Regions from separate parts of the Homo sapiens genome. Here region 1 is linked to region 2. A link is an interaction called in ENCODE POLR2A ChIA-PET data of the cell type or tissue named here. Cell type or tissue: HepG2. All regions are shown on one strand. Links, peaks and the distances in the headings refer to the core of each region. The heading gives the core; the rest is flanking DNA. Region 1 overlaps NYX (nyctalopin). Region 2 has its middle 7.5 kb from the start of DDX3X.

What was found. Peaks named below come from ENCODE experiments on the same cell type or tissue, not always from the same donor. Only the 100,000 strongest peaks of a DNase experiment are listed, where the experiment ranks them.
Region 1: POLR2A ChIA-PET joins it to region 2 with 7 read pairs; 6 of 35 experiments call an interaction of 5 or more read pairs at or near these places.

Annotation. Positions count from the first base shown.
Region 1 is chrX:41,462,485-41,473,505 of GRCh38, forward strand. It overlaps NYX (nyctalopin), which reads left to right. Exons shown (of 3, transcript NM_001378477.3): 3 at 11,007-11,021. It also overlaps the pseudogene GEMIN7P1. Among named protein-coding and RNA genes, the nearest start is that of NYX, 21 kb to the left of the region's middle. In HepG2, for the core only: no CTCF peak of the experiment used is centred there; no DNase peak of the experiment used is centred there.
Region 2 is chrX:41,321,116-41,332,136 of GRCh38, forward strand. It overlaps the pseudogene SHISA5P1. Among named protein-coding and RNA genes, the nearest start is that of DDX3X, 7.5 kb to the right of the region's middle. RefSeq lists a silencer at 6,281-6,575 and an enhancer at 6,281-6,575. In HepG2, for the core only: a CTCF peak has its summit at 9,464; DNase peaks (open chromatin) are centred at 6,456 and 9,486; H3K4me3 peaks cover 133 bases.

The DNA.
Region 1 (11,021 bases), core at 2,714-10,713, 140 kb after region 2:
TTGTATCAAAGTTCCATAAACTGGGTGGCTTATAAGCAACAGAAATGTATTTATCACAATTCTGGAGGCTGGAAGTCCAAGATTGGGGTGCCAGCATGGTTGGGTTCTGGTGATGGCTCTTTCCTGGGCTGCAGGCTGCTGTCTTCTTATAGTATGGCCAGTCTTTCTAATTTTAGCCATTCTAATAGGTGGCTACTTTAATTTGTATCTCCCTAACAACTAATGATGTTGAGCATCTTTTCATGTGCTTATTTATCTTCTGTCTATCTTTTTTTGGTGAAATGTTTCTGCAAATATTTTGCCCATTTATTAATTGGATTATTTTCTTATTGAGTTTTGGGAGTTCTTCATATATTTTAAATACAAGTCTTTAATGAGATATGTGACTTACAAATATTTTCTCACAGTCTATTGCCCGTCTTTTCATTTACTTTGCAGTGTCTTTGAAAGAGAAGAAGTTTTAAATTTTGATGAAGTCTAGTTTATTATTATTATTTTTAATTTTATGGTTATTGCTTTTTCTTCTTCTCTCTCTCTTTTTTTTTGTCCCAAGAAATCTTCACCTACCTCTAGGTAACAAAGATACTCTCCTGTGTTATCTCCACGAAGCTTTGTAAGTTTTAGCTTTTACATTTAGGTTTACGGTCCATCTAAAATGAATTTTGCGTATGGTGTGAGGTAGGTGTTGAGATTCTTTTTACTTTCCAGGGATTACACTATGCATCCTTGTCGTGGTCTACCTTGAATTAATCTTGTATTGCTTCAAGTATAATGTAAGATCCTTATGAGAGTACAATTCAATTCACCTCCCTTCTCATCCTTCATGTAATTGTTGTCATAGTTTTCATTTACGTGTTTTAAACTCCACAATACATTGTTATTTTTGTTTTAAATAGTCACTTGTCTTTTAAGCAATTAAGGTGAGAAATAGTAGTCTCTTTTTTTTTTTTTTTCTGAGACGGAGTTTTGCTCTTGTTGCCCAGGCTGGAGTGCAGTGGCGCAATCTCGGCTCACTGCAACCTCTGCCTCCTGGGTTCAAGCGATTCTCCTGCCTCAGCCTCCCGAGTGGCTGGGACTACAGGTGTGCGCCACCACACCCAGCTAATTTTTGTATTTTTAGTAGAGACGGGGTTTCACCATGTTGGCCAGGATAGTCTAGATCTCTTGACCTAGTGATCTGCCCGCCTCGGCCTCCCAACGTGCTGGGATTACAGGCATGAGCCACCACGTCCAGCCCAATGCCTGGCTAATTTTTTGTATTTTTAGTAGAGACAGGGTCTCATCATGTTGGCCAGGCTGGTCTTGAACTCCTGACCTCAGGTGATCCACCCCCCCATCGGCCTCCCAAAGTGCTGGGATTACAGGGGTGAGCCACCGTGCCGGCCAGTAGTCTTTTATATTTAGTAACATACTTACCATTTCCATCGCTCTTTATTCCTTCTTGTAGACCTAATTTTCATCTACCAGCATTTTCTTTCAGACTGAAGAATGTCTTCATTTCCTGTGCAGAAGATCTGCTGGAGAAGAATTTTCTCAGATTTTGTTTACCTGAAAATATCTCTATTGCCCTTCATTTCTGAAGATATTTTTACTGGAGAGAGAGAGAATTCTAGGTTGCCAAATTTTGCTTTTCATTCAGCGCTTAAAGAGCACTAATCCCATTCTTTTTTTTTTTTTTTAAAACAAGGTCTGGCTCTGTGGCCCAGGCAGGAATTCAGTGGCATGATCTCCACTTACTGCAACCTCTGTCTCCTGGGCTTAAGCGATCCTCCCACCTCAGCCTCCCAAGTAGCTGGGATTACAGGCACATGCCACCACACATAGTTAATTTTTGTGTAGAGACAGGGTTTTGCCATGTTGCCCAGGCTGGTCTCAAACTCCTGGGCTCAAGCGATCCACCCACCTCGGCCTCCAAAAGTGCTAGGATTACAGGCATGGGCCACTGTGCCCAGCCACTAATCCCATTCTTGATCATCCACTCTCCTGACCTAAGTACCTCTCAAAGTCTCCATCTCCTAATACCATCACTTTGGGGGTTAGGATTTCAACACATAAATTTGGAAGGCGGACATAAACATTCAGACCATAACTGTGATTATCTTTTACTGTTTTTTACTCTATGTAATATGTCTTTTTGTTTTGGATACTTTTAAGAATTTTCTATCTTTGGCTATGATGGGCCGTGCGTGTGTGTGTGTGTGTGTGTGTGTGTTTTATGTTACTTGGGGCTTGCTAAGCTTCTTGTTTTAATCAAATTTGGAAACTGTCATCAACTATCTTTTAGCCATATTCTGTATCTTCTCTCCTCTGAGACTCCACATACATGTATATTAGTCTAATTGCTTGATATTGTTCCACAGGTCATTGAGGCTCTGATAATTTTTCCCCCAGTCTTCTTTTTATTTTCTCTCTGTGCTTCACTTTGGTTAATAACTACTCGCCTCTCTTCAAGTTTATGAAGATTTTCTTCTGCAGTGTCTAATCTGCTATTTATCTTATTCAATAATTTTTAAAATTTCAGCTATTGTTTCAGTACTAAGATTTCTACTGGGTTCCTTTTTAGAGTTTCCATACCTCTTCTAAAATTCAGATTCCCCATGTCTTTGCCCATGATCCCTATCTTTTCCTGTAAATTCCTTAACATATTTATAGCAAATCTTTGCTTGGTAATTCCAACATGTGGGCTGTCTGAATCTGCTTCTGCTGTTTTTTTTTTCCTTCTTGACAAGTGTCATGTTTGCTGCTTCTTCACATGTCTACTAGTATTTGGTTGTACACTGGATACTGCGGAGCCAGTGGTAGAAACTCTGGATTCTCTTGTCTTCTGTTGAAGAGTGTAGAATTTTGTTCTGGCATTCAGTTAAATTACTGGCAGATCACCTTGTTCCCTGAAAGCCTTGGTTTTAGGCTTTTTAAGGGTAGGACTACTTGAGTTTTGCCTTTAGTCCTGGGAAATGGTCTTCACTCCTGAGGCATGGTCCTTTGGGGTTTCAGTGGAAAGCTCAAGGTATTTGACAAGCTCCTCTAACTTGGCAGACCTTGAACTCTTTTTTTTTTTTTTTTAAGATAGAGCCTTGCTCTGTTGCCCAGGCTGGAGTGCAGTGGCATGATCTCAGCTCACTGCAACCTCCACCTGTAGTCCCAGCTACCTGCCCCCCGAGTAGCTGGGACTACAGGTGCCTGTCACCACACCCAGCTATTTTTTTTTTTTTTTTGTATTTTTAGTAAAGATGAGGTTTTACCATGTTGGCTGGTCTCGAACTCCTGACCTCAAGTGATCTGCCTGCCTCGCCTTCCCAAAGTGCTGGGATTACAGGCGTGAACCACCACGCCCAGCTGGGACCTTGAACTCTTAAACTGCCTCCTGTCACTGGGCAATTGCTAAAATCTCTGTTTAGGTCTTTTGGTGTTTAGTTCTTGCTTTCCCCTTGGGCTCCCTGGAGTCATCCCACACATATGCCCTTCAGAACTCAGCCAAGGACATAAGGGGAACCTGTATACTAACTTTGTGGCTCCTCTTTTGAGGCTCCCTTTTTCCATGTTTTCCCTCCTCAATTTCCAGCCACTGTGGCAGCTATAAATGCTGACCTCTAAGCTGTCAGCTTGCTTTCTGCTTTAGCTTCACTCACCATGTGCTGTGTGGACTTGAAATTGCCCTGAGAGAGCCGGGCCCAGAGGCTCACGCCTGTGATCCCAGCACTTTGGGAGGCCGAGGCAGGAGGATCTCTTGAGGTCAGGAGTTCAAGACCAGCCTCGGCAACATAGTGATACCTTGTCTACATAAAATTAGCTGGGCATGGTGGTACATACTTGTAGTCCCAGCTACTTGGGAGGCTGAGGTGGGAGGATTACCCAAGCCCAGGGAGGTCAAGACTGTGGTGAACCGAGATTGCACCACCGCACTCCAGCCTGGGCAACGGAGAGAAGAGACCCTGTCTAAAAAAATAAAAAATAAAAAAAAAATCCTGAGAGGAAAAATCAGTTAGATGCACATCTCACCTAGTTTGTGTCTCTTCTTTGAAGGGTTGCATCGACTCTGATTGCCTGTTTTGGTTGTTCCCTGGTGCTTTAAAACAATTTTTTTTTTTTTTTGAGACAGAGTTTCGCTCTTGTAGCCCAGGCTGGAGTGTAATGGCGTGAACCTGGCTCACTGCAACCTCTGCCTCCCAGGTTCAAGCAATTTTCCTGCCTCAGCCTCTCGAGTAGCTGGGATTACAGGTGCCCGCCACCATGCCTGGCTAATTTTTTTTTTTTTTTGTAGTTTTAGTAGAGACAGGGTTTCGCCATGTTGGCCAGACTGGTCTTTTTTTTTTTTTTTTTTTTTTTTTGAGATGAATTTTCGCTCTTGTTGCCCAGGCTGGAGTGCAATGGTGTGATCTTGGCTCACTGCAACCTCCGCCTCACGAGTTCAAGAGATTTGCTTGCTTCAGCCTCCTAAGTAGCTGGGATTACAGGTGCCTGCCACCATGCCAGGCTAATTTTTGTTTGTTTGTAGTTTTAGTAGAGGCAGGGTTTCGCCATGTTGGCCAGACTGGTCTCGAACTCCTGACCTCCGGTGATCCACCCACCTCGGCCTCCCAAAGTGCTGGGATTACAGGTGTGAGCCACCACGCCCAGCTAAAACAATTTTTTTAAAAAAATTTTGTCCAGAGTCTACCATAGATAGCAGTGGGAATGTTAGTCTGATAGAAGCTACTCTGCCATGATTGCAGTAGAACTCATCCACATATATTATTATTAAAAGAATTTTTTTTTGGTGCCTTGCTTTTCTGGCTCACTAAACATGTACTTAGTCTTTATACTGAACAAACCAATACAGTTTTGCTGTCAGTTCTGAGAATTTACTTGACTTAATTTATTATTATTATTATTTATTATTTATTATTTTAGATGGAGTCTCACTGTGTCACTCAGGCTGGAGTACAGTGGCATGATCTTGGCTCACTGCAACCTCTGCCTCCCGGGTTCAAGCGATTCTTGTGCGTCAGCCTCCTGAGTAGCTGGGATTACAGGCGTGTGCCACTGCGTCTGGCTAATTTTTGTATTTTTAGTAGAGACGGGGTTTCACCATGTTGGCCAGGCTGGTCTCGAACTCCTGACCTCAGGTGATCTGTCTGCCTCTGCCTCCCAAAGTGCTGGAATTACAGTCATGAGCCACCGCGCCTGGAGACTTAATTTATTATTTTTTGGGAGGACAAGGTCTTGCTCTGTTGTCCAGGCTGGAGTTCAGTGGTCCAATCATAGCTCACTGTAATCTTGAACTCCTGGGCTCAAGTAATCTTCCTGCCTCAGCCTCCTGAGTAGCTGGGACTACAGGTGCACACCACTGTGCATGGCTAATTTTTTTATTTTTTATAGAGATAGGGGTCTCACTATATTGCCCAGGCTGGTCTGAAACTCCTGGGCTCAAGCGATCCTCCTGCCATAGCCTCACAAAGTGCTGGGATTACAGGTGTGAGCCACTGTACCCGGCCTTGACTTAATTTAAATGTCACTAAATAATCCAGTAAATTAGTTATTGCTCCTAATGGCTATCAAAGTTTCAGAGGCTAAAAATAAGTCTCTAATAGTGACAATTTCTTGAGTGTTTAATTAAAGTTTAAACTCTAATCTATTTTTTGAAATAGGTAACATAGCCACATGGTTCAAAATGTTAAAGGCTAAAAGCAGTGTACATTGAGAAGCTTCAGTCTCACTCTTCTCATATATGTTTTTTAAACATAGGCAGCTACCTTTCTGATCTCTTGCATTATACAAATTGGTTGTATCCTGACTGTTGTAATCCCAGGAGTTCCTTGACAAATAATTTTTTTTTTTTTTTTTTTGAGACAGAGTCTCGCTCTGTTGCCTGGGCTGGAGTGCAGTAGTGTGATCTCAGCTCACTGCAACCTCTGCCTCCCTGGTTCAAGTGATTCTTATGCCTCAGCCTCCAGAGTAGCTGGGACTACAGGCACGCGCCACCACACCTGGCTAATTTTTGTATTTTTAGTAGAGATGGGGTTTCACCATGTTGGCCAGGCTGGTCTTGAACTTCTGACTCCAGTGATCTGCACGCCTTGGCCTCCCAAAGTGCTGGGATTGCAGGCATGAGCACCATGCCTGGCCAGCAAACAATTTTTAAAATAAATGGAGGAATCCTTGCATAGGAAGGCATCATTTAATTCTACAAACGTTTATTGAGCCATACAGTGCGCCTGGAACAGTGTTAGCTATTGTGGGGTATAAACATGAGTCATATGACTGAGTGTACTTTCCTTAATTAGAAAGAAGAGAGTAGAATGAAGGACTATTTGTAAAGAAACCTGATGCCTGATACTTGACCTAGTTGGAAGGGTTGATAGAAAAAGGTTCTGCCTCTTTCCAGCTGAGGCCTGCAGTTAAGGTTATATTCTTGGCCCTGTCTCCCTAGCAGGGTGTCTCCCCAGCCCAGCAGCAGCCCTGTTTACAGCCAGGCTCAGCACAGAGCCCAAGAACCTTGCTGGAAGCTTGGTGTCTATCTCAGTTTTTAGGGAGATGGAAAAGCTAAGTCAGGCATCCTCAACATCAGAATGTTGAAGTGGCTCCAGTTTACAACTGAGGGGCTGTTCAAAGGCCTGAGTGCTCTTCAGCTGTGTCTGAGAGGGCTGGATCCACTTCTCAGCTGCTTAGAAAACATGGAGTGTCCATAACAGATGACCTGAAAAGACACTGGAAACCAAGCAGAGCTACAGAGGTGGCAGCAAGTGTATTCTACATATCCCTTTTGGGGCCACATCTTCAGGTTCCTGCAGGGACTTGGGTAGGCAAGGCCGGGTAATGTGTACAGAATGGGAGGATGTGAGTGGCAGGCCAGGGGTATTTGCTAGGAATTCGGGAGTACTGATGAGGAGGGGTAGAAATTATGAATCGGTGGGCATATTTACATCTGGGTACCGTTTGCTCTCCTACAGGAATTTCAGATAGAGCTGCCCCTGACCATGAAATAAACATTGTGCATCTACCATGCTGTCTTTTCCATTGGTCCTCAAGATTGGGCTTGGGGCCTCTGGCTTCCACAGGGTAGCAGGCCACGATGACATTCTACTTTTTTTTTTTTTTTTTGAGACGGAGTCTCACTCTGTCACCCAGGCTAGAGTGTAGTGGTGCAATCTCGGCTCACTGCAACCTTTGCCTCCTGGGTTCAAGCAATTCTCCTGCTTCAGCCTCCCGAGTAGCTGGGATTATAGGTGCATGCCACCACACCCGGCTAATTTTTGTACTTTTAGTAGAGACAGGGTTTCACCATGTTGGCCAGGCTAGTCTCGAACACCTGACCTTAGGTGATCCACCCGCCTCTGCCTCCCAAAGTGCTGGGATTACAGGCATGAGCCACTGTGCCCAGCCTCATGACATTCTACTTTGCTGCAGGTGGCAAGCCTACTTGTGGGCTTTTGAAGTCTTTATCTGATCCTCCATTCAAATGCTCAAAATGAAAGTAATTTATAAGCAACTTACTCTCCCATGATGATGTAAAAAAGTTTCTAGCAGGCAAGGACTGGTGAATGGAACTTAACTGCAGCGTGTCTATAATTAATTCTTTTGAGATGTGCAAGAAGGTCATTGATTTTATTTAGTATGCTGTCCTTTTGGCTTAATTTTAGTGACTGTTACAGAAAAAAAAAATTGATTGACAGGCTTTTCTTTCATTCCCAATCTCCTGCTCCCTAATTCTCCCTCCTCCTTGAGGCATAATTTACTCAATGGGGGTGTTCAGGAATTGAATTCTTCTGGTGAGAGGAACTATAGTAGCACCAACAGAAATATAACACAAGCCGCATGTTTAAAAATTCTGAGTAGTCACATTAAAAAACGTAAAAAGAAACAGTTAACATTAATTTTAATATTTTATTTAACCCAATATATCTAAAATACCATTGTAACATGTAATCAGTATAAAAATCATTGATGCAGCTGGGTGTGGTGGCTCACACCTGTAATCCCAGCACTTTGGGAGGCCAAGGTGGGCGGATCAACTGAGGTCAGGAGTTTGAGACCAGCCTGGCCAATATGGCAAAACCCTATCTCTACTAAAAATACAAAAATTAGCCGGGTGTGGTGGCACATGCCTGTAATCCCAGCTACTCGGGTGGCTGAGGCAGAAGAATCACTTGAACCTGGGAGGCGGAGGTTGCAGTGGGCCGAGATTAGCGCCATTGCACTCCAGCCTGGCGACAGAGTGAGGACTCTGTCTCAAAAAAAAAAAAAAAAAAATCATTGATGCAGTATTTTACTCTTTTTAAGTCTTTGAAATCTGGTGTGTCTTCTATATGCATAGCACATCTCAATTTGGGTTGGCCACATTTCAAATGCTCAGTAGCCCACGGGGCTAGTGGCTACTGTATTGGGCAGCGCAGATCTAGGGTGAAGGCCACAGCGATGTCCTCGGAGATCCCCCAGGGCCTGCAGACAACAAACCCTCAAGGCCACATTCTAGTGTTCCCCGACCAAACTGAGGGTGGGGCTGCTATTTCTCACGGCCCAATAATGAGATGCAGATGAACTGGGAAAGGAGGGAGTTTTTTATTTCTGTAACTGGTTACAGGGAAAAGGCCTGGAAAATATCTCTAGACCAACTCAAAATTACGAACTTTTCCAGAGCTTATATACCTTCTTTTTTTGGAGGGGGGGGATGGAGTTTCACTCTTTTCACCCAGGCTGGAGTGCAATGGCACTATCTCAGCTCACTGCAACCTCCGCTTTCTGGGTTCAAGCAATTCTCCTGCCTCAGCCTTCTGAGCAGTTGGGATTACAGGTGCCCACCACCATGCCCGGCTAATTTTTGTATTTTTAGTAGAGACGGGGTTTCACCATGTTGGCCAGGCTAGTCTTTAACTCCTCACCTCAGGTGATCTGCCCACCTCGGCCTCTCGAAGTGTTGGGATTACAGGCGTGAGCCACCGCACCTGGCCCAGAGTTTATATACCTTCTAAGCTACATGTCTACGTGTAAGTGTGCATTCATCTAAAGACATGTGATTAACTTCTTTTAATCTATAACTAAGGTCTGAGTCCTGAAGACCTTCCTCTGGAGCCTCAGTAAATTTACTTAATCTAGATGGGTCCAGGTGCTGGGGTGATTACCCTTATTTTGTCTCCTGCTAAATCATGGAGGTTTGGGGAGTTCCTCCAGACCCCCAATAAACTTGTCTGTGGAGGTCTGGGGAGTTTAGACCCCCAGTAAAACTTGTTTAATCCTAAATGGGTCCTGTTAAGAATTATTTCATAATCTTGTCATGCTTTAAGGCCCAGGAAAGGCTTGGGCAAAACTCTTGGTGGGCTTTTGTTACCTTCCAGCCTTTGTATAAGGGCACTGGTGTATATATATATATGTATTTTTTTTTTTTTTTCCCCTGGGGTAACTGGTTCTTTAGCAAGAGGGGAGCACTGGGGAGTATCTTCAGGGTGGCTGAACTTTGCAACCTCTTTAATAAACAACTTCCCCCTGTGCAGTTTGTCCTCCTTTATCACCACACTCCGATGCCCTGGTATTCAGGCAATGGCATCAGGCCCATATTTCCGTAGAGTTCAGAGTTCTGTGAGGTAGAGCATTCCTTCCAATGGGATCTTAGAATTCTTAGAGTTGCAGAATTTTACTGACTAGACTCAGGAGGTCTCAGGAGTCCAGACTTCCTTAAAGCTTGGCTCAAAATTCCAAGGGAGCTCATAACTCCATGGAGCCCAGAGTTCCTGGCTCGGGAACATTGGGAGGCCTGGGATACAGTGGCTTAGCCTCAAGCAAAAAGGTGAACAATATCTTTATGGCTTGAAGGTATACGAAATAATGTCACTACATCGGAGCAGCGCCTCTGCTTGCACACCTATGGGAGTCTGTAGCTGTGACACATAGAAGTTGGCCACATCCATGTCGGTGGCTCCAAAGTGGGTGGCCACACGCACACCCTCGTGCAATGTGAAGCTCACCTGATGACTCACCATGGCCAGCAGGCCGCGGAGGTAACGATCCCGAAGGGCGGCTCGGGCCCGCTGCTTCTGGGATTCCAAGGATTCTTGAGCTATGGAACACTCCTGGATTTCAAGAACCTCTGACTACAGGGGGGCTCTGCGTCCATCAGGGGCAAAGCCACGGCTGAGACCATCAGGGCCTCGGGGCAGCCGGAGCACAGGCACAGGAAAGGTCACTGGAGCCTGCATTGTCTTGGCGAGGTCCGTGGCTACTGTGCGCGCCCCCACTTCCGCCGGCACCCCGCAGTAGAGGCCAGGGCAGGCCCCGAGCCGCGGAGCCTGGGTTCCGCCTGCGCCACCGCCACCAACCCACGTGTCACGGGCAAATTTATTTATTTATTTATTTATTTTTGATATGGAGTCTCACTCTGTCGCCCAGGCTAGAGTGCTGTGGCGTGATCTCAGCTCACTGGAACCTCCGCCTCCCGGGTTCAAGGGATTCTCGTGCTTCAGCCTCCCAAGTAGGTGGGATTACAGGAGCCCGTCACCACGCCCGGCTAATTTTTGTATTTTTAGTAGAGACGGAGTTTCACCATGTTGCTCAGGCTGGTGTGAACTCCTGAGCTCAGGTGATCTGCCCGCCTCGGCCTCCCAAAGTGCTGGGATTACAGGCGTGAGCCACTGCGACCGGTCAGCTTTTAATATTTAACTTAACCATTCAGTCAGTGCCGAAACAGTAGTTATGGAGGCCTGCATTAGTGAGTCCTGGCCTGCCACACTAGGAGCACACAAGTGGTGGTACAGGCAGGAGGGAGTTTAGAACGGGGTCAGCTGCAGGGATTGCAGCTGGGTTTTGCTGATTAAGGTAACCGGAAAGCAAAGGAGCGGGTGTCTTAGGTGGATAAACCCGTGTGAGGCCGCGGAGGTGGGAAGAGGCCATGTGCCTGACACAAGATAACTCGGTGGAGGGCCTGCATCCTGCTGCCCGGACAGGCAGGATTTTTCCTGGGGTGACCTTTGGCTGACGGTTGCTCCTTTTTTCTCTTTTCTCCTCCTTCCCGACTCCCCACCACCCTGTCCCCGCAGCGGTGGTCCTCGGCC
Region 2 (11,021 bases), core at 1,631-9,630:
TTTTTTTTTTTTTGAGATGGAGTTTTGCTCTTGTTGCTCAGGCTGGAGTGCAATGGTGTGATCTCAGCTCACTGCAACCTCCAACTCCGAGGTTCAAGCAATTCTCCTTCCTCAGCCTCTCTAGTAGCTGGAATTACAGGCGCCTGCCACCACGTCTGGCTAATTTTTGTATTTTTAGTAGAGATGGGGTTTCACCATGTTGGTCAGGCTGGTCTCGAACTCCTGACCTCAGGTGATCCTCCTGCCTTGGCCTCCCAAAGTGCTGGGATTACAGGCATGAGACACCGCGCCCGGCCCTTACATTTTCATTGCAGTAAATACTTGAGCCTCAAAACCTGAGAATGCTTTCCAGCCCCATCTCTAATCAGGACCTTGTCTTGTCAATTTTCCCTCCATGAGACAGCTCTGGTGAAACAGTAACAGAGGGACGGGGAACACCGAGGTATTGATGTCTGGGCCAGAGCTGCCATCCAGGGCCCCACACCCCACCTTTGGTCCAGACAGCCCCTTGGCCCAGGTGTCCCTGCTGCCAGAACACATTGGACTGGGGTACAGGAGTTGCATATTCCATGAAGCCGGTGTCAGGGGAAGCAGGAACTCTCACATTAGCCAGGTTATTCCTCTCCTCCGGGCCAATTTCCCTCCACAACCCAGGGGTTTCAGTCTCACATCAACTATCATGTTTTAAAACAGAAAACATGCCTGTAGTCCCACCACTTTGGGAGGCCGAGGTGGGTGGATCACCTGAGGTCAGGAGTTCGAGACCAGCTTGGCCATCATGGCAAAACCCCATCTCTACTAAAAAAAAAATTAGCCGGGCATGGTGGCACATGCCTGTAATCCCAGCTACTAGGGGGGCTGAGGCAGGAGGATCACTTGAACCTGGGAGGCAGAGGTTGCGGTGAGCCGAGATCATGCCACTGCACTCCAGCCTGGGCAACACAGCGACTCTGTCTCAAAAACAAAAACAGAAAATAGGCAAAATGTTTGGCTAAAATAAAATGAAAACACTGCAGGGAAGAGGCTTGAGTGTGCTGGTGGACAGGCCGCCCTGCTCACCTGTGGGAAGGGCAGGGCCAGCAAGGGCAGGAGAGCTCCCTGTGGGCAGCTAGGCTGGGTGTGGATGTGGTCCTCCAAGTGGTCCCAGGGAGGATGCAGGGACAGGAACAGTCCAGGCAGACAGCTCTCAGATGAGTAGGGCTCTGCCTGAGGTGTTCTGGCATCAGGAGGCTGCCTGACCCCCAATGGGCATGACACAGGCTCCAGGGAGCAATGGGACATCGGCCCAAAGGATCAAAGCCCAATTTGGTCAGATCCCAAGCTTTACCTACATTATGTCTCTGGCTCTGCGAAGGGTACCCCCAACTCTGGGGACAAGCCATGGCCTCAAGTGGCAGCTGGCTACGCTGCTGAAATCAGGACACATCTGTATCATACTCACAGAAAGCTGCGCCATCCTAGTGTGACAGGCCACACTCCGTCACCCTAGGGGAAGCTGGAAAAGAACTCCAGATGTGCCCTGGAGAGCCCTCCACCTCTCAGGGGCCACCTCCCAGGGTGCCCCCACCACCCCATTCTTCGAGTTTGGCTTGAGATTTTAGGAAGCATAATTTCAGGTGAGGAAGATAACAAAGTCTGGTCCCAACCCACTCTGCTGGCAAGGATCACTCCCCACCTAGTCGGCATCAGAGGAAGCCACGTATACAGACAGGACACACATAGCACACACGGGGCATAAGGAACCGTGCCTGCACACCACTCACACACACATGACATGACCAAGTGGCAGCCAGAGAGGCCAGGGCATGCTCAGGGGGCCGCCTTCGGGGCATCCATGTAGTCTGGGTTGGAAGGAGGCTGGCTGGTGGGGTAGGGCGTGGCTGCTCCTCCAGCCAGGGTCTCGAAGTAGGCCGGCGGGCCCATGGGCTGGGCCGGGTAAGGTGATGGGTACTGCACTGGGTAGGATGCTGCTGGCATTCCTGGCTTGGGGGGGGCATGGGGTGGTAGCCCTGGTAGTCCAGGGTAGCTAGGTGGCACACTTGGAGGCTGAGGGTAAGGGGCATGCACCACAGTGGTGGGCGTGGTGGTGCTCACAACTGGACATGGTCAGCGGCACATCTTGTAGAGGGAGCAGCAGGAGCAGGTGAAGCAGATGATGATAGTGACGACAGACAGCACAAAGATGGTCAGGCCGACGGCCACGGTCGCTCTGAACCCCATGTTAGCCTCTGCCTTCACCCAGGGGCTTCCTGTTCCCCTAGACTTCCCCTTTCCATCATGGGCCACTCAGTTCCAATTTCCTCTCCTTTCGGAGAAAAGGAAAGCAAATCTCCCGATGATGTCAGCCACAGGAAGGACCACTTCATGAACTTTCGAGTCCATGATGGCATTTTTCTCCTTAGAACAGCTACTGTGCTTTTGGTACTATTCATTCATTTGTTCCACATTTACAAAGATGAATAGAATGCAGGCCCCACCGTAGAGGAGCTCACAGTCTAGATGACTGGCACTACATACTGCCTCATGTTGTGTCACAATCTTTTTGTGCATGTGTCTTGTGTCTCCAATTCCATGACAGCAGAGGCCATGTCCTAAACTTCTTTGTCTTCCCCAGAGCCCTTACTTAGCATGGTGTTCAATAAACGTCTCTTTTTTTTTTTTTTTTTTTTGAGATGGAGTCTTACTCTGTCACCCAAGCTGGAGTGCAGTGGCGCAATCTTGGCTCACTGCCACCTCCACCTCCCGGGTTCAAGCGATTCCCCTGCCTTAGCCTCCCGAGTACCTGGGATTACAGGTGCATGCCACCACACCCAGCTAATACTTTTTGTAGTTTTAGTAGAGATGGGGTTTCACCATGTTGGCCAGGCTGGTCTCAAACTCCTGGCCTCAGGTGATCCACCTGCCTCAGCCTCCCAAAGTGCTGGGATTATAGGCGTAAGCCACCACACTTATCCAATAAACATCTCTTGAATAAGTAAAATAATTTGATTTGATTTGGTACTTTCCTCTTCCGTGGTTTACTTCTGCCACCTAGATAAAATAATGTATCACCCATATGTAGAAATGTATTTTATTTATTTATTTATTTTATTATTATTATTTTTTATAGAGATGAGGTCTCACTTTGTTGCCCGCTCGAACTCCCAGGCTCAAGTGATCCTCCCACCTCAGCCTCCCAAAGTGCTGGGATTACAGGTGTGAGCCACCGCACCCAGCCTAGAAACTTGTAAGTGAGGAAATTGAGGCACAGAATGGTGAAGTAACTTGTTCCAGGCTGCAAGTGACTCATGGTTGCTTCATTCAAAATATATGCTGGACAACTTTGGAACCAAAGACAGCTATATATCCTTGATGCCAGTATTTAGATGTCTCTTAGATTCTGAGATGCAAATTGTGCCTTCATATACACACACACAGACTTTATCAAAATCATGTATATGTTTGAAGCCAGACTCTGGTTTATGCAAAATGATTAATATTTCTTCTTATATTCAATATCAAGTTGTGTGAAAGGTAACACATGATAGGTTCAAAAATATTCCAGAGAGGAAAGAGTGGGTGGCAGTTGGTGAGCTGCAACATTTTTCCTTTCACAGAACAATTCTTGTAGAAGAAACAGCATCGCTGACTTTTTCTATTTTCAGCACAAAGTAACACTTAACTGATTAATATTCAAGTGAAGGTGTACAGCCACAAACCTCATTTAATCAACAAGCAATGCAAAACAACAAACTAATGCACAGCGGGGATGCAAACGGGTGGTCTGCCAGCGAAACTGAACTCACAGAAAGGGTTTCAAGAGTTCTCAACTTAATTTTGAATACATAAGAAATGATATTTATAATATTTCTTTTTCTTTCTTTCTTTTTTTTTTTTTTGAGATGGAGTTTTGCTCTTTCACCCATGCTGGAGTGCAGTGGCGCAATCTCGGCTCACTGCAACCTCCACCCCCAACCCGGGGTTCAAGCAATTCTCCTGCCTCAGTCTCCCAAGTAGCTGGGATTACAGGCATGTGCCAGCACACGTGGCTAATTTTTGGATTTTTAGTAGAGACGAGGTTTCACCATGTTGGCCAGGCTGGTCTTGAACTCCTGACCTCAGGTGATCCACCCACCTTGGCCTCCCAAAGTGCTGGGATTACAGGTGTGAGCCACCACACCCAGCTGATATTTATATTTCTATAAGGCAAGAAAAATACAGGAAAACCAAACACTCATCTACCCATCAACCCGGCTGAAAAACAGAACAGTACCAGTAGCCCTGAAGCCTTCTAGACACAAACAGTACACTGAAATAATCAGAATTAGCTGCCAACAGTTACAAATTGGGACATTTCACACAAAAATCTGGATTTCCAGCCTCTCTTGAAAAAGCTGGCATCACTGTGCCTATATTCCCATAGGGAAATAAGGGGCTGGCCCTTCATGGGGCACCCATGCCGATCACCCCATCCCACCCTCATCTGTTCTCTGCTGCCTCCTCCATCCACATGACCTGCCCAGCCCTGGAGACATCTGCATTGGTAACCCCTGCCATGTGTTTCCTTTCTGGGTTGGCTCCTTCTCCCTTGATGCTGTTCAAGCTCTCCATTTCCCTAGTTCTCCTGCCTGTGCTTTGGGCCGTCTCCTTTCTTGGTGGAGCAGGACCTTTAAGAGGCCAGGCAAGGTGGTTCATGCCTATAATCCCAGCACTTTGAGGGGCCGAGATGGGAGGATCGCTTGAGCCCAGGAGTTCAAGACCAGCCTAGGCAACATAGTGAGACCCCGTTTCTACAAAAAAAAATTTAAAAACCTAGCCAGTCACGGTGGTGCACCTCTGTGGTCCTAGCTACTCAGGAGACTGAGGCAGGAGAATCACTTGAGTCCAGGAGTTCCAGGCTGCAATGAGCTATGATCATGCCACTGCAACTCCGGTATGGGTGACAGAGTGAGATCCTGTCTCTTAAAAAAAAAAAAAAAAAGGCACTAGGCTCCATGGAGATGTGCAGACAAGGAGAAATGGTCTGCCCTCAGTAAACGTGTAGCTGTGGAGGAAACTGACCTGTGGGCCAGGCGCAGTGGCTCATGCCTGTAATCTCAGCACTTTGGGAGGCTGAGGCGGGAGGATCACAAGGGGCCAGGAGTTTGAGACCAGCCTGGCCAACATGGTGAAATCCCATCTCTACTAAGAATACAAAAATCAGGCGGGTGTGGTGGTGCACGCCTGTAATCCCAGCTACTCGGGTGGCTGAGGCAGGAGAATTGCTTGAACCCGTCAGGCAAAGGTCGCAGCGAACCAAGATTGCACCACTGCACTCCAGCCTGGGCGACAGAGTGAGACTGTCTCAAAAAAAAAAACAAAAAAAAACCGACCTGTGTCTGATTACATATCATACAAGACAGGCAAAGATAGAAATAGAAAGAGGGTTACGGGAGCACAGAGCAGGAAAGACTGTATTAGTCAAGGTCTTCCAGAGAAACAGAACCAATAGGATGCATGGGTATGTGTGTGTGTGTATGGAGAGAGAGAGAGCGAGAAAGAGAGAGAAAGAGAGAGAGACAGAAAGAGAGAAGAGAGAGAGTATGTATGTATTTAATGAATCGGCTTACATGATAGTGGGGTTAGCAAGTCCAAAATCTTTAGGACAAGCTGCAGGCTGGAGACCCAAGGAAAAGTTGATGTTGCAGTCTTGAGTCTAAAGGGAGTCTGGAGGCAGAATTCCCTCTTCCTAGGGAGACCTCAGTGTTTTAAAGCCATCAGCTGACTGGATGAGGCCTGCCTGCAATATGGAGGCTAACCCACTTTATTCAGTCTACTGATTCAAATATCAGTCTCATCTAAAAAATACCTTTACATGGCTGGGCGCGGTGGCTTATGCCTATAATCCCAGCACTTTGGGAGGTTGAGGCGGGTGGATCACCTGAGGTCAGGAGTTCGAGACCAGCCTGGCCAACATGGTGAAACCCCATCTCTACTAAAAATAAAAAAATTAGCCGGTGTGGTGGTGCACACCTGTAATCCCAGCTACTCGGGAGACTGAGGCAGGAGAATCGCTTGAACCCGGGAGGTGGACGTTGCAGTGAGCCAAGATTGCACCACTGCACTCCAGCCTGGGCGACAGACCGAGATTCCATCTCAAAAAATAAAAAATAATAAAAAATATATTTACAGTGACGTCTAGACTGATGTTTGACCAAATATCTGGGTACCGTGGCCTAGCCAAGTTGACACATTAAAATTAACTGTCATTGGCTGAGTGAGTGTGTATGCAGGGATTAGAAGGTGGAAGCACAGGTGCCGGGAGGGACGTGGTGAACAAAGGTGCAGAGGTGGGGAGATGCTGAGCATGCTCAGAGAATAGTGAGAAGTCCAGTAGAGGAGCAAAAAGTGCAGCCTGGGGGTGGGGTGGTAAAAGGGGGCAAAGTGCACAAGATGGGTGGGGAACCATGGAGGATAGGAGCCATCGTGACTGGATAGGCACTAGGTCTGCAATGACCTTGAATGCCATGGGAGGTGTCAGAGGTTTTCAAGCAGGGAAATGGCACAACAGGACTGTGTTCAAGAAGAAAACTCTGGTAGACACACAAAGGGTGAGGTAGAGGGGGAGAGGTTGGAAAGTTCTATGGGACAAATGATCCATTTTGTTTGTTTGTTTGTTTTTTGAGATAGAGTTTTGCTCTTGTTGCCCAGGCTGGAGTGAAGTGGGGTGATCTTGGCTCACTGCAACCTCCGCCCCCCAGGTTCAAGCGATTCTCCTGGCTCAGCCTCCTGAGTAGCTGGGATAACAGGCGCCCGCCAACATGCCCGGCTAATTTTTTTTAATATTTTTAGTAGAGACGGGGTTTTGCCGTGCTGGCCAGGCTGGTCTTGAACTCCTGACCTCAGGTGATCTGCCCGCCTCAGCCTCCCAAAGTGGTAGGATTGCAGGCGTGAGCCACCGCGCCTGGCAATTTTTTTTTTTTTTTTTGAGACAGGGTCTCACCCTGTGCCTTAGCCTCCTGAGTAGCTGGGACTACAGGTGCATGCCACTACACCTGGCTAATTTTTTATTTTTTGTAGAGATGGGAGCTTGCTATGTTGCCCAAGCTGGTCTCAAACTTCTAGATTCAATGGATCCTCCCACCTTGGCCTCCCAAAGCTGAGATTATAGGCGTGAGCCACCAAGCCTGGCCCAGTTTTTCTTTTTCTTTCTTTCTTCTTTTTTTTTTTTTTTAATTTTTATTTATTTAAGAGATGGGGCCTCGATCTGCTGTCCAGGCTGGACTGTAGTGCACTCATAGCTCTCTGCAGCCTCAAACTCCTGAGCTAAAGAGATCCTCCAGCCTCAGCCTCCCAAGTAGCTAGGACTACAGGCATGAACCACTGTGCTCAGTTTGTATTTCTTGAGAGGACACTGGGTTGGACAGTTATAGCAAGATATCTTTAAAGGGCTGAGTGTGGTGGCCCATGCCTGTAATCCCAGCACGTTAGGAGGCTGAGGCTGGAGGACCACTTTAGCTCATGAGTTTGAGGCTGCAGAGAGCTATAAGTGCACTACAGTCCAGCCTGGACAGCAGATTGAGACCCTGTCTCTTTAAAAAAAAAAAAAAAAAGAAAGTCTTTAAATAATTCAAAGTTAAAACCTTGAAAAAGGTCCAGGCGCGGTGGCTCACGCCTGTAATACCAGCACTTTGGGAGGCCGAGGTGGGCGGATCACAAGATCAGGAGATCAAGACCATCCTGGCTAACACGGTGAAAACCCGTCTCTACTAAAAATACAAAAAATTAGCCGGGCGTGGTGGTGGGCGCCTGTAGTCCCAGCTACTTGGGAGGCTGAGGCAGGAGAATGGTGTGAACCTGGGAGGCAGAACTTGGAGTGAGCCGAGATCGCGCCACTGCACTCCAGCCTGGGTGACAGAGCGAGACTCTGTCTCAAAAAAACAAACAAACAAAAAAAACCTTGAAAAAGTTTTAAAAGCTTTAAAAATGATTAACTCTAATAGACATCAAAGAAGGTCTGTAGGACAATAACAGCAATAATCTGTAAGTAGGAAGGTGTAGGGGAGAGTAAATTGGTTTGAAGTACAGAGCATATAATTCCAACAAAGGACTGCTATGCAGCCCACAGCCCTATCTGTGAGGTAAGGCTAGGCTTTAAGTTCTGCATCACCTGAGAGAGTGATTGCTTAAAATGCCCCTACTACCTAAGAGGCAGCTCGGCCTCCTGAGGGCATATGACCCAACCCCCTTCACTATACTTCCAAGACTTCAGTCTTCGGTCACTTTGCATGAACAAAGGCAGAAATGCACTGAGCTTTGCTGTTTGAAAATATTTTTAGCAATTTTAGTGGTAGAAAAGATGCCCTTTGATACAATTTTGTTTTTGATCTTGTCTTCTTTGAGGAAGGAAAGCAGATTCCAGGCCGGATCTGCTGTTTGAGAGTATAATAATTGCCTAAGGCCAGGCGTGGTAGCTCACGCCTGTAATCCCAGCACTTTGGGAGGCCGAGGCGGGCAGATCACCTGAGATCGGGAGTTCGAGACCAGCCTGACCAACACGGAGAAACCCCGTCTCTACTAGAAATAGAAAATTAGCTGGGCGTGGTGGCGCATGCCTGTAATCCCAGCTACTCGGGAGGCTGGGGCAGGAGAATCGCTTGAACCCAGGAGGCGGAGATTGCGGTGAGCCGAGATCGTGCCATGGCACTCCAGCCCCTGGGTGATAGAGCGAGACTCCGTCTCAAAAACAAAAAACAAAAAACAGAGAGAGTAAGTACGGAACTGCATTTACCTCCACACCTATAATTATCCTTCTTATTATAGGGAAGTTCTATGTCTTTGAACTTTATTCCAAATCCACCCTAAAGAAAAGTATGGATCAGCTGGACCCAGGAGGCCCTTCCCCTGGACCTTGCAGAAAAATGACTGACAATCATGAAATTCACTAAAGGCTTTAAGGTACCTATCTCTTGGAATCCCTTTTACAACTCCTTTTCTTCTAGCTTCGGAATAGTCTAATTATCTTTGTCCCAGGTTTTAGGTTACTTGGGCACATTATTTATGTGCATCGCAATAATGTGATTTCAGTCTATCTCTGTCTCCATTCTGCATAGAGAGGTGTGACAAATTTCCTGTCCTCTGTGGGCTCACACACAGCTGCAGTACCACACGGAATTACAGTGGAAGTTTGAACAGTGGAGACTGTGGGAGCCCAGTGCCCAGAGCAACCTACTCTACTAAGGGAGTTGAGAGGATGGGGAGCTAGACACGTGTTATGTGGATCCAGAGCCACTTGGTACTAAGCTCTTACTCCCTGCAAAACACTTAAAAAAAAAAAAAAAGATCTTAAACACTACCTCTCCTCCCCCCCACCCCCGCCTTCTTTTTGAGACGAGTTTCACTCTGTCGCCCAGGCTGGAGTGCAGTGGCGCAATCTCAGCTCACTGCAAACTCCACCTCCTGGACTCAAGCGATTCTCCCACCTCAGCCTCTGGAGTAGCTGGGATTACAGGCGCGCGCCACCAAGCCGTAACTCCTGGAATCAAGTGATCCCGCGTGCCTAGGCCTCCCAAAGTGCTGGGATTACAGGCATTATCCACCACGCCCTGCCTCGCAGAGCACTTTCAATTCATGCACAAGCCCTTGAATCCCAAACACTCTTGGAGGCAGAGACTACTTTTATTCCAACTTTATAGATAAGGAAGCCAGGGCACTGTCAAGGGAGTTGCCTGGTGCCTGTAAGCAGGGAGCTGAACTGGTAGTTAGAGGAATTGCAATTCCCAGGCTCTGGTTCACTGCGCTACCTCCAGGAATGGGGGTGGAAGTGGAGGGAGGGGGCGGTGTTGCAGGAAGTACATTTGCTTCAATATGAACAGTTAAAATGCCTGGAAACATTAAGAAAGGGAGCGTGCAAAAAAAAATTTCCCTGGTTTCAGCCATTTCTTTCTTTTTTTTTTTTGGGGGGGGGCGGAGTCTTGCTCTGTCGCCCAGGCTAATTTTTGTATTTTTTTTAGAGACGGGGTGTCACGGTGTTAGCCAGGATGGTCTCAGTCTCCTGACCTCGTGATCCGCCCGCCTCGGCCTCCCAAAGTGCTGGGATTGCAGGCGTGAGCCACCGCGGCCGGCCTGGTTTCAGCCATTTCTAACCCTTTTTTAGGTCACTTCAAATAAAATTTGCAAATAACTGCCATGTGGAGAAAATATGCAAATGTTGCTAAACGGAAAAGTCATTCGGAGTGCTGTGAAAGTTGGCTCATTTATTTAGCTGCCTCAAGTGTGCACATCATTCTTTTTCAAAGTGAATGTGTTTAAAGACAAAGCTTTGTATGTTTTCCCGCTTCCTCTCCAATTGGATATTCCAATTATAACGTATTGATTAACAAAATACCCTGGTGGTTTGAACCAAGTATGCCTATGAGCAGGGGTTAATTGAAAATAGGGAACTGCTGTATATTTCAATTCTTTTAGGTACTCCCATGGCGGTACCCTGTACTCGGCTCTACTCAAAAGTAAAACAAAGCCCAGAACCAGGGTAGTCAGTGCATCCCATTGTTGCTATATGCAGTTTGAAGAGCTGTCGGAACTCACAGTTTTCGAACCTGACTCATGTTTACCCTGGTTCATAGGAAAACGAAACTGAAACAAAACCGAGGTCCTTCACCAAAACTCCATGAGAATCCACGAATCTCAGGGCAGGAAGGGACCCTAATATCATTAAACCTAGTGGCTCTCCAAGGGGCATTGTAGAAATCTGTGTATTTCTGGTTGTCACAATGACTGGCGAGAGCTACTGGCATTTAGTGGGCAGGAGCCAGGCACGCTAGGATGTTCTATGATGCTGGTCAGTCCCACAGAGCGAATAATTGAATCACTGGACACATGTCGGTGAAAAACTAGTTCATTATCATCTAAGCCTAGAACTAACACTGTTTTACATATGAACACAAAGTATCTTTGCCCAGTTTCCATATATCCTGAATTTTCCACAAATGCAGGTACTGTTTCAATTGAAGGAAGATTGTACTGTTTTATTTAAAAATTATTAATAGTTCATCATTTTGGAA